Linked DNA regions of Homo sapiens: region 1 is linked to region 2. The links are chromatin contacts, found by Hi-C or POLR2A ChIA-PET in ENCODE. All regions are on one chromosome and are shown on one strand. The core of a region is the stretch at or near the end of the contact, and the rest is flanking DNA. Distances in the headings are between cores, read along the strand shown. Region 1 overlaps TTC39C (tetratricopeptide repeat domain 39C). Region 2 overlaps ANKRD29 (ankyrin repeat domain 29).

Evidence for each region. Hi-C counts contacts between places; a loop is a spot of excess contacts on that map. ChIA-PET counts read pairs that join two places held with the same protein, here RNA polymerase II (POLR2A). Pooled maps may share reads with other maps.
Region 1: a loop to region 2 is called in a map of ascending aorta, with 5 times the contacts of the local background. The contact joins two enhancer-like sites. A Hi-C loop is called at or near these places in 1 of 168 maps with a recorded cell type or tissue (ascending aorta) and 5 of 50 pooled maps. POLR2A ChIA-PET finds 5 or more read pairs at or near these places in 1 of 52 experiments (BJ).

What each region holds. Positions count from the first base shown.
Region 1 is chr18:24,072,655-24,077,513 of GRCh38, forward strand. The region is part of intron 4 of TTC39C (tetratricopeptide repeat domain 39C); the gene reads left to right. Among named protein-coding and RNA genes, the nearest start is that of TTC39C-AS1, 60 kb to the left of the region's middle. RefSeq lists an enhancer at 3,591-3,885. Within about 2 kb of position 3,422, at least 16 of the 41 ENCODE cell types and tissues checked have a DNase peak (open chromatin) inside an H3K27ac peak, as active enhancers do.
Region 2 is chr18:23,609,755-23,614,696 of GRCh38, forward strand. ANKRD29 (ankyrin repeat domain 29) reads right to left here. Exons shown (of 10, transcript NM_173505.4): 9 at 2,338-2,436. Among named protein-coding and RNA genes, the nearest start is that of NPC1, 26 kb to the left of the region's middle. Within about 2 kb of position 2,782, at least 2 of the 41 ENCODE cell types and tissues checked have a DNase peak (open chromatin) inside an H3K27ac peak, as active enhancers do.

The sequences.
Region 1 (4,859 bases), core at 2,172-4,671, 460 kb after region 2:
ATTACTCCATCATCTCTTTAATTTCCCATACTACTTTATATCTTTTTAACTCTATTATCCAAGTGTCTTTTATTGCAGCAAGAATATATTACTTTTGTGATAAATTATTTTTAAAACATATTTTATGGCACTTGCCACCTTGTTTGATTATAAATTTCCTTTATTTCCTTTTGGATTTGAAGAGAGGGCCCATGTCTTTCTCACCTTTGTATTCTTGGCAACATATATACTCTAGTTTTCCTCAGATGAGATTGTTTTCCTTACTTGACAGGTGAGACAGTTGCAGTTGAATGATTTATGCAGCTTGTTGGTGATGACAGAACCAGGGCCTGAGCCATGGTTTTCTCATTTTCTAACTGAAATCCTGGTGCTGTCCACGTGCTCCCACCTTAGTTTGGTTACTTGTGCTATCACCTTCCAAGTGGCCCAGAAACCCAGGTTCCTTGGGACCTTCTCCCTCAGGTGCTCCCTGTACCCTGGGGAACTAGCCCTGGGCTAGAATAGTAGCCACACTGCCTCTTGCTTCCCTCTGGGCCACACTCTCCATTGCTGCTAGAGTATCTTTCCAGAACTGCTTAAACCCATGCTTTAAACACTTAGCTGGTGGGCCTCACCTGCAAGGGAAGGTCTGAATTCCTTTTGTGCGGGGCATGTAAGACCCTGCCTCTTTCCCAGCCACCTGCCCTTCCACTACCTCATCTAGCTGAGCTGAGATTCTCACACTCCCTGAATACCCGCTGCTGCCTCGAGCTTTTATTCACCTTGCCCTCTCAGTGTGGAACACCCCTACCCCCTTTATCTTTCTCTTATGCTTAATCAAGTGCAACCCAGGCCTTCCTCCTTTGTACAGCATTCCCTCCTCATATCAATCCTGGTTCTTTTTTTTTTTAAGAGGCAAGGTCTCACTCTGTCATCCAGGCTGGAGATCATAGCTCACTTCAGCCTTGAGGTCCCAGGTTCAAGTGATCCTCTTGCCTCAGCCTCCTGAGTAGCTGGGACTACAGGCATGTACCACCACACCTGGCTAATTTTTTAAAAATTTTTTGTAGAGATAGGGGTCTCACTATGCTGCCCAGGCAGGTCTTGAACTCCTGGGCTCAAGCAATCCTTCCGCCTTGTCCTCCCAAAGTGTGGGGATTACAGGTGTGAGCCACCATGCCCAGCCAATCTGGCCTTTGTTGTGCTATTACTTATACCCTGTACATCACCATTTACTGCAGGTATCACATAGCAATACTCATATTTATTTACATGTCTGCCTAAAGTATTAGGCTACATACCCCTTGAGGGCAGGGACTGTGCAATCTACCTGCTGTTTTACCTCTTCCCCACATATGTTGAGCATTTCCTATGTGCCCACATGCTGTGAGATGATAGGTGCTGGTAGTCTTGAGATGAATGAGATGCACTTCATGCCCTGGGAGAACTCATGGTTTGGCAGTAGGAACAAATAAGTAAGTAAATAAATTCTAATTCAGCAGGATACTTCAGCCATAGACATATAAGTTAGTTATAGAGGTTGAATAGGGAACAAGTGTTTCTGAATCTTTGGGAAGATCAAGGATCCCTTATCCCTGAGGAGGTTTATAAAGCATGAAGGTCCGTTTCCTTCTCTGTGTCCTTAGAACCTGGTAGGACGTTTTTGCCTAGAACATGGTGGGTGGATACTAAAATCCATTCATGCCTAGTGTTCCATTATTGGAACGCTAAGCATGTGGGAGTTATTTATATCCTACGGTTCAAGGTCATTGCCAAGATCTGATTGCAAAAATTCACAAATTTGCAACCTCAGGCATAATTAAAGGGAGGAAATGGAGGAAAGGTAATGCCATTCAGGAAGATATTGGGATTGGAGAAGTGAGCCTATTAGAAGTCTGTTGGTGACACATGAAAAAATGCTCATCATCACCGGCCATCAGAGAAATGCAGATCAAAATCACAATGAGATACCATCTCACATAAGTTAGAATGGTGATCGTTAAAAAGTCAGGAAACAACAGGTGCTGGAGAGGATGTGGAGAAATAGGAACACTTTTACACTGTTGGTGGGACGGTAAACTAGTTCAACCATTGTGGAAGACAGTGTGGCGACTCCTCAGGGATCTAGAACTAGAAATACCATTTGACCTAGCCATCTCATTACTGGGTATATACCCAGAGGATTATAAATCATGCTGCTATAAAGACACATGCACATGTATGTTTATTGCGGCACTATTCACAATAGCAAAGACTTGGAACCAACCCAAATATCCATCAATGATAGACTGGATAAAGAAAATGTGGCACATATACACCATGGAATACTATGCAGCCATAAAAAAGGATGAGTTCATGTCCTTTGTAGGGACATGGATGAAGCTGGAAACCATCATTCTGAGCAAACTATTGTAAGGACAGAAAACTAAACACGCATGTTCTCACTTATAGGTTAGAATTGAACAATGAGAACACTTGGACACAGGGTGGGGAACATCACACACCGGGGCCTGTCGTGGGGTGGGGGGAGTGGGGAGGGTTGGCATTAAGAGAAATACCTAATGTAAATGACAAGTTAATGGGTGCAGCACACCAACATGGCACATGTATACATACGTAACAAACCTGCACATTGTGCACATGTACGCTAGAACTTAAAGTATAATTAAAAAAAAAAAAGTCTGTTGGTGAAGGTTGAAGATAACGAGGCAGTGGGCTGACTGGTGAAAACTAAATCATCTTTTGTCCTTCAAAGTCTTGGGCCAGGAACAGTGGCTCACACCTGTGCACGGTGGCTCCTAGCACTTTGGGAGGCCGAAGTGGGTGGATTGCTTGAGTCTAGGAGTTTGAGACCAGCCTGGGCAACATGGCAAAACCCATCTCTACTAAAAATACAAAAAATCAGCCAGGCTTGGTGGCGTGTGCCTGTAGTCCCAGCTACTCAGGAGGCTGAGGTGGAAGAATCACCTGAGCTTGGGAGGTCGGGGCTGCAGTAAGGTGAGATAGTGCCACTGCACTGCAGCCTGAGCAATCCAAGTGAGACCTTGTCTCAAAAAAAAAAAAAAAAAAACAAAAAAAAAACCTCTATTATTTGAGACACAAGAAAGGCAAGCCTGAATTGCCATGGGTTAACCAGCCTCCTTCCGGGACAGTTGGACAGACAGGCTTTAATAGATGCTTGCACCAGATACAGTCCCCCTGAAAAATTACAAAATTTATCCAAGATCAATTTCATGTAACTTGATATTCCCATTTTGCAAGCAGCTCTTGCCCTTTCCCAGGGAAGACTTCTGTCCCCGTATGGGGCAGGGTTTCCTCTCGCCCCCTCCATCTCTCAGCTAGTTGTTGCCTGGTCCTCATAAGGTGGGACAGATTGTCTGTTGCCCAGGCTGGAGTGCAGTGGCACAATCTTGGGTCACTACAACCTCCACCTCCTGGTTTCATGCTATTCTCCTGCCTCAGCCTCCTGAGTAGCTGGAACTACAGGCACCTGCCACCAAGCCCGGCTAATTTTTTTGTATTTTTTAGTAGAGACAGGGTTTCACCATGTTGGCCAGGCTGGTTTTGAACTCCTGACCTCAAGTGATCTGCCTGCCTCAGCCTCCAAAAGTGCTGGGATTACAGGCATGAGCCACCGCGCCCGGCCTGCTCTGTGGTTTTTCTGCTGTCTCCACCTCCCTCCACAGACACAGCGATAACGACAGCTGAATGATTCATACTTGACCTTTCAGAGCAGCCAGATGAAAGGCTGTGCAGGGTGTATGGCTCTTAAATAGCGTGTTCTCTGCTTGTTGGGAAGACATGCACTCAGCTGCTGTGTCCTCTCATGGAGCTGCTGGAGCGGCCCCTGTAGGAGCCACAGTGCAGAGCGTCCTGTTCTCGGTGCTGCATTCTCCCCCAGCCTCTGCCTCCTCCTGCTTGGCCTGGCTGTGGCTGGAATTTTTGCTTTACAGAGTGTGGGATGGAGAGTAGGGCAAGTCCCGAGAACCTGTTTCAGTGCCAAGTTGGACGCAGAATGTAGTAAAAGCAACATGGCCTCTCTCGACATGAGCATTAAGTTTGTTTTGACATACATCAGTTTATCATCTTTGACTCAGTCAAAAACGTTGGGTTCTGTTTCCTTGGCTCAAATTAAGGACCTTACAGCTTGTTACCATAGACTTTAACATGTGCCTTCAGACATTGGCACCCATCTTAGGCACAAAATTAAAGACGGATTGAATTCATTGTATTCTTATTCTAGAAGAGTGGGGTTTTCACCGTGGAGGTTTCTGTTGTGTTTTATTGATTTAGTTCCACGTACTCAGGATTGGATGGATTCTTAACGTTTGTTTCCAGTTCTACCATCCATTTCTGTAGCTCCTCACCTGAGGTCAGAATTGTTAGCATTCATGTCTATAATCCTGGTCCCTTCGACGTCACGTTGAGAGATGCCGTTTCTCCGGGAGCAGGTGTTCACTCCTCTGTTGGGCTTGCACCCTTTTGTCCCGGTGTGTCCCCTGCTTCACTCTGCCTCCAAGCCGCTCGCCCATCTGCTCCTTCCTACTGGCATTCCTGCTGCTCTCTCCTGGGGTGTTCCCTTTCCCTTAGTGCAAGCTTCACTTCCTTTAATAAAGCTGAGGTAGCCTGGAAAATACAGGATAAAATGGAGTTAAATTTATCCCTCCAAATTTCCAGTTAAGAATGGGTAGGAGTAAAGTGTTCTTCCGAAATCCTGCAGTAACTATTTTGCACTCTCTAATTTATTTATGTGTTTACTACATGGAAAACTATTTAGTGACAGAAAAAGGAGATAAAAAAGAACAATTCACTCATCATCTCAGCGTTGTTTGTTTTCACTCTTTCTGTATGTGACCCAATAGAGCATTTAAATATGTATG
Region 2 (4,942 bases), core at 1,532-4,031:
CAACAAAGACTGGTCTCTTTAGGAAGTCTGTGCACAAGGTCTAAAGATAAGATCTAAAGAAAGGCAATTGTGATTTCAACTGGCTTATCACACAGCCAGGCCAGCTAATGGAAAACAAATCCAAGTATCTAAGGAGAGATAAGCAGAAATGTTATAGACAAGCAATTCAATGGGAATGGGGAAGTAATACTTCTACATGCTGAGTCAAATGAAAAAAGTGACCCCTGGCATGTTGTTTAACTGGCACTTCTTAAGGTTTCTTTTCAAAATGTCATGAAATGTTATATGTTTTTGTTTTTATTATTAAAAAAAAATTTAACACAGTAAGATATGCTTAGAAAAATTCAGAGTATGTTAAGTATAAAGTAAAAGTTGCTTTTCATATCCTCCTCTATTCGTAAACACCAATACCACTTTCTCCTCCAAAAGTTTGTAGTTTATGGCTGGGCGCAGTGGCTCACGCCTGTAATCCCAGCACTTTGGGAGGCCGAGGGGGGCGGATCACAAGGTCAAGAGATGGAGACCATCCTGGTCAACGTGGCAAAACCCTGTCTCTACTAAAAATACAAAAAAATTAGCTGGGCATGATGGTGCACACCTGTAGTTCCAGCTATTGGGCAGGCTGAGGCAGGAGAATTGCTTGAACCTGGGAGGTGGAGGTTGCAGTGAGCTGAGATCGTGCCACTGCACTCCAGCCTGTCAACAGAGTGAGACTCTGTCTCAAAAACAACAATAGCAACAGAAAAGTTTGTAGTTTAGGCCAGGTGTGGTGGCTTATGCCTATAATACCAGCACTTTGGTAGGCCAAGGTGGGAGGATTGCTTGAGACCAGGAGTTCAAGACCAGCCTGGGCAACACAGCAAGAACACATCTCTATAAAAAGAAAAAAATTTACATTTAAATAAATAATAAATAAGTAAATAAAGGTTGTAGTTTAGTGCATTTTCTCTCTACTCCGTCGTTCAGGGTGGATTGCAGTGGCGTGACCATGGCTCACTGCACCCTTGACCTCCTTGGCTGGGTTCAGGTAATCCTCCCACCTCAGCCTCCTCAGTAGTTGGGACTACAGGTGCACACCACCACACCTGGCTAATTTTTGTATTTTTTGTGGAGACAGGCTTCGCCATGTTGCCCAGGCTGGTCTTGAACTCCTGGGCTCAAGCAATCTACCTGCCTCAGCCTCCCAAAGTGCTGGGTTTACAGGAGTGGGCCTTTGCGCCTGGCGCATGCATTCTCTCAAGACCTTTCCTAGGCTACTCTCCTCTGCTGCAATCTATACATGTGCCAGCTTAAGCAGATGTTGAAGAGGAGGAAGTAAAATGACAATCATTTAAAAAAATTCTTATTGTGTACCCACCCACCGCGAAGTTTGGCCTAATTGTAAATGAAGAATTTAGGACTAGAAAAAAGTGGGTTTGTTTTGTAACAGTGGCATGTACTCCTGTTAACAATACAAAAGCAACCAAATATAGCACAAGCAATTTTCAAGATATGAACATCGAACTTATGGGAATGGTGATAAACTACCAGAATTTTGGCATTTTTAGGGTACATCTTAGATGACAGAACAATACTCCCATAGTAACTGCTCTCCCTTTCTTCCTCGCCTCCACCAGGAGAGTGCACCACTGTTCATTGATAACCACTGGCCGGGCGTGGTGCCTCATGTGTGTAATCCCAGCACTTTGGGAGGCCGAGGTGGGTGGATCACTTGAGGTCAGGAGTTCAAGACCAGCCTGGCTAACATGGTGAAACCCCGTCTCTACTAAAACACAAAAAAATTAGCCGGGCATGGTGGTCTGCGCCGGTAATCCCAGCTACTCAGGAGGCTGAGGCAGAAGAATTGCTTGAAGCTGGGAGGTGGAGGTTGCAGTGAGCCAAGATCACGCCACTGCACTCCAGTCTGGGTGACAGAGCGAGACTCCCTCTCAAAGAAAAAAAGAAAACCATTGATAGCGCCCTCACCCATCACACAACGCACGTCCATGGGGAACCTGGTGCTAAACCATTTGTAAATGACCGGCTTCTGGGTCAGGGTTTCGTACATAGCAGAGCACCTCCCTCGCTGCAAAAATCTATTGAAAGTCAGCCCTTGACACAAGGGTTTGTTAAAAAAGAAAAAAAAAAACCATTGATATGAGTCAGGGTTTTTATTAACAGTAGAATTTCCTGGGTCCAACTGTACTGCTCACTAATCACCTACTAACAGCAACCTTGAATGCCCTTACTATGCAAAGAATGAAGATGGTGACTGGAGCCAGGGAGATGTTTATCCTTCCTGGCCTAGGAGGACACATCAATGGGCCCAAACGAGTTAAAAGATTGCTTAGTGGGTACCTTGTTTCTCAGGGATGGGTCTGCCCCTGCTTCTAGGAGCAGCGCAACTGTTTTAATGTTTCCACTGAGCACTGCTGCATGGAGCGCTGATGTCCCATTCTAAGAGAAAATGACAGTGTGTGTCAGGAGTGAGCTCACAGCCATTGGCATTCAGCATGGCTTTCATCATAAACCATCTGGGTGATAAGACTGTAACCTCATACCCGTAACCTTCCTTATCTTGCCTTGTACTTTTCAAAGTCACATCAGCCCCTAGTATAGTGTCCTTGGATACATAACCAATGGTCAGTACAAATATTGCTAATGTTCTCTTACAAGTGAAATAAGGAATAGGGCTGAGGGGACACATGACTTCATGGTCACTCAGTCTGTTTTACATACTTTGGAACTTGCTGCAGAAGAAACAACAACGCCGTGCCCAACATTTTTGTTCTTCAAGGACAACACGTAAGGACAACACGTACAGTCTGTAGTTTTGCTGAGCCACTTCCAGCGAGGTTAGAGGAAGAGCTGTTTAGCCAACGGGCTGACCTGTCAGACCAGCTACAGACACTCTGAGCACTCAGGTGGGCAGGACTGTGATTGTGGAGCTACAGGGCTTAAGAGGAAGGGTATGTGGGGTGAGGCAATGCCCCGGAGCTTTGAGTTGGAGCATTTTTGAGCACAGAAGGGCCTCATAGGTCAGTTGTTAATGTTTTATGACATTTACTGCAAATATTTATCAAAATAAGGAACCAGCTAAATGCAGCATGTAGCTGGACCACGGAGAGGAGGGGAGGAGACTATAACAAAACTAAGAACAGTGGGCAGTCATAAGACATGGTTCTAGAGGGTACATATGTCCATAAATAGTACCTAATGCAAACTTAGTTTCCTAATTAGTTGCTCATAATAAAAACCACTCTGATTTTGTAAAAGAGTAAAATATCATACCCAGAGAAAAATTCCCACAAAGTAGCATTTTTCTATGGTTGCTTTTAAGTATGTATGATAATTCACTACTCTTGTAACAATTTACTTGTCTAAATCTTAGCCAATCTATCAACTTCACCTACATGCAACACGGGTCAGAATTTTTTTTTTTTTTTTTTTTTTTTTGGAGACAGTGTCTCGCTCTGTCTCCCAGGCTGGAGTGCAATGGCGCAATCTCAGTTCACTGCAACCTCTGCCTCCAGGGCTCAAACGATTCTCGTGCCTCAGCCTCCTGAGTAGCTGGGACTACAGGTGTGTAACAGCCACTCTGCTAATTTTTGTATTTTTTGTAGAGACAGGGTTTCGCCATGTTGCCTGGGCTGGTCGCCAACTCCTGAGCTCAGGTGTTTTGCCCACCTCAGCCTCCCAAAGGGCTGGGATTACAGGTGTGAGCCACCATGCCTGACCAGGAGTTTTTAAAAAGCCAAAAAAGAGCTATTTGAAACAAGATTAGATTTTGCAAAGTTCAAGCTTTCTAAAGCTTGTTCCTTTTATTCATAGAATTCACTTTCATAGATGGTTTATTTTTACTTTACAATTTTTTTTTTTTTTTTGATACGGAGTCTTGCTTTGTCACCCAGGCTTGAGTGCAGTGGTGTGATCTCGGCTCACTGCAAGCTCTGCCTCCCGGGTTCACGCCATTCTCCTGCCTCAGTCTTCCAAGTAGCTGGCACTACAGGCGCCCGCCACACACCCGGCTAATTTTTTGTATTTTTAGTAGAGACAGGGTTTCACCGTGTTAGCCAGGATGGTCTTGATTTCCTGACCTCGTGATCCTCCTGCCTTGGCCTTCCAAAGTGCTGGGATTACAGGCATGAGCCCCCACGCCCAGCTAATTTTTGTATTTTTGTAGAGACAGGGTTTCATCATGTTGGCCAGGCTGGTCTTGAACTCCTGACCTCAGGTGATCCACCCGCCTTTGCCTCCCAAAGTGCTGGGATTACAAGCGTGAGCCAGTGTGCCCGGCCTTTACAAACAATTTTAACAAGTGCAGCTTTTTGGCCTCTTTTTTTTCTTTTTTCTGGAGATGGAGTTTTGCTCTTGTCACCTGGGCTGGAGTGCAGTGGCGTGATCTCGGCTCATTGCAACCTCTGCCTCCCAGGTTCTCCTGCCTCAAACTCCTGAGTAGCTGGGATTACAGGTGTACACCACCACTCTTGGCTTATTTTTGTATTTTTAGTAGAGACGGGGTTTCACCACATTGGCCAAGCTGGTCTTGAACTCCTAATCTCAGGTGATTCGCCCACCTTGGCCTCCCAAAGAGCTAGGATTACAGGTGTGAGCCACCACACCAGACCAGGAGTTTTTAAAAAGCCAAAAAAGAGCTGTTTGAAACAAGACTATATTTTGCAAAGTCCAAGCTTTCTAAAGCTTATTCCTTTTGTTCATAGAATTCATTTTCATAGATGGTTTATTCTTACTTTACAAACAATTTTAACAAGTGCAGCTTTCTGGCTTCTAAAGCTCATGGCAGGCCAGACACAGTGGCTCACACCTGTAATCCCAGCGCTTTAGGAGGCTGAGGCAGGAGGATGAGAGAATCACTTGAGCCCAGGAGTTCAAAGGTCAAGACCAGCCTGGGCAACATAGCGAGACCCTGTCTCCAAAAAAAAAAAAAAAAAGCTCATGGCAG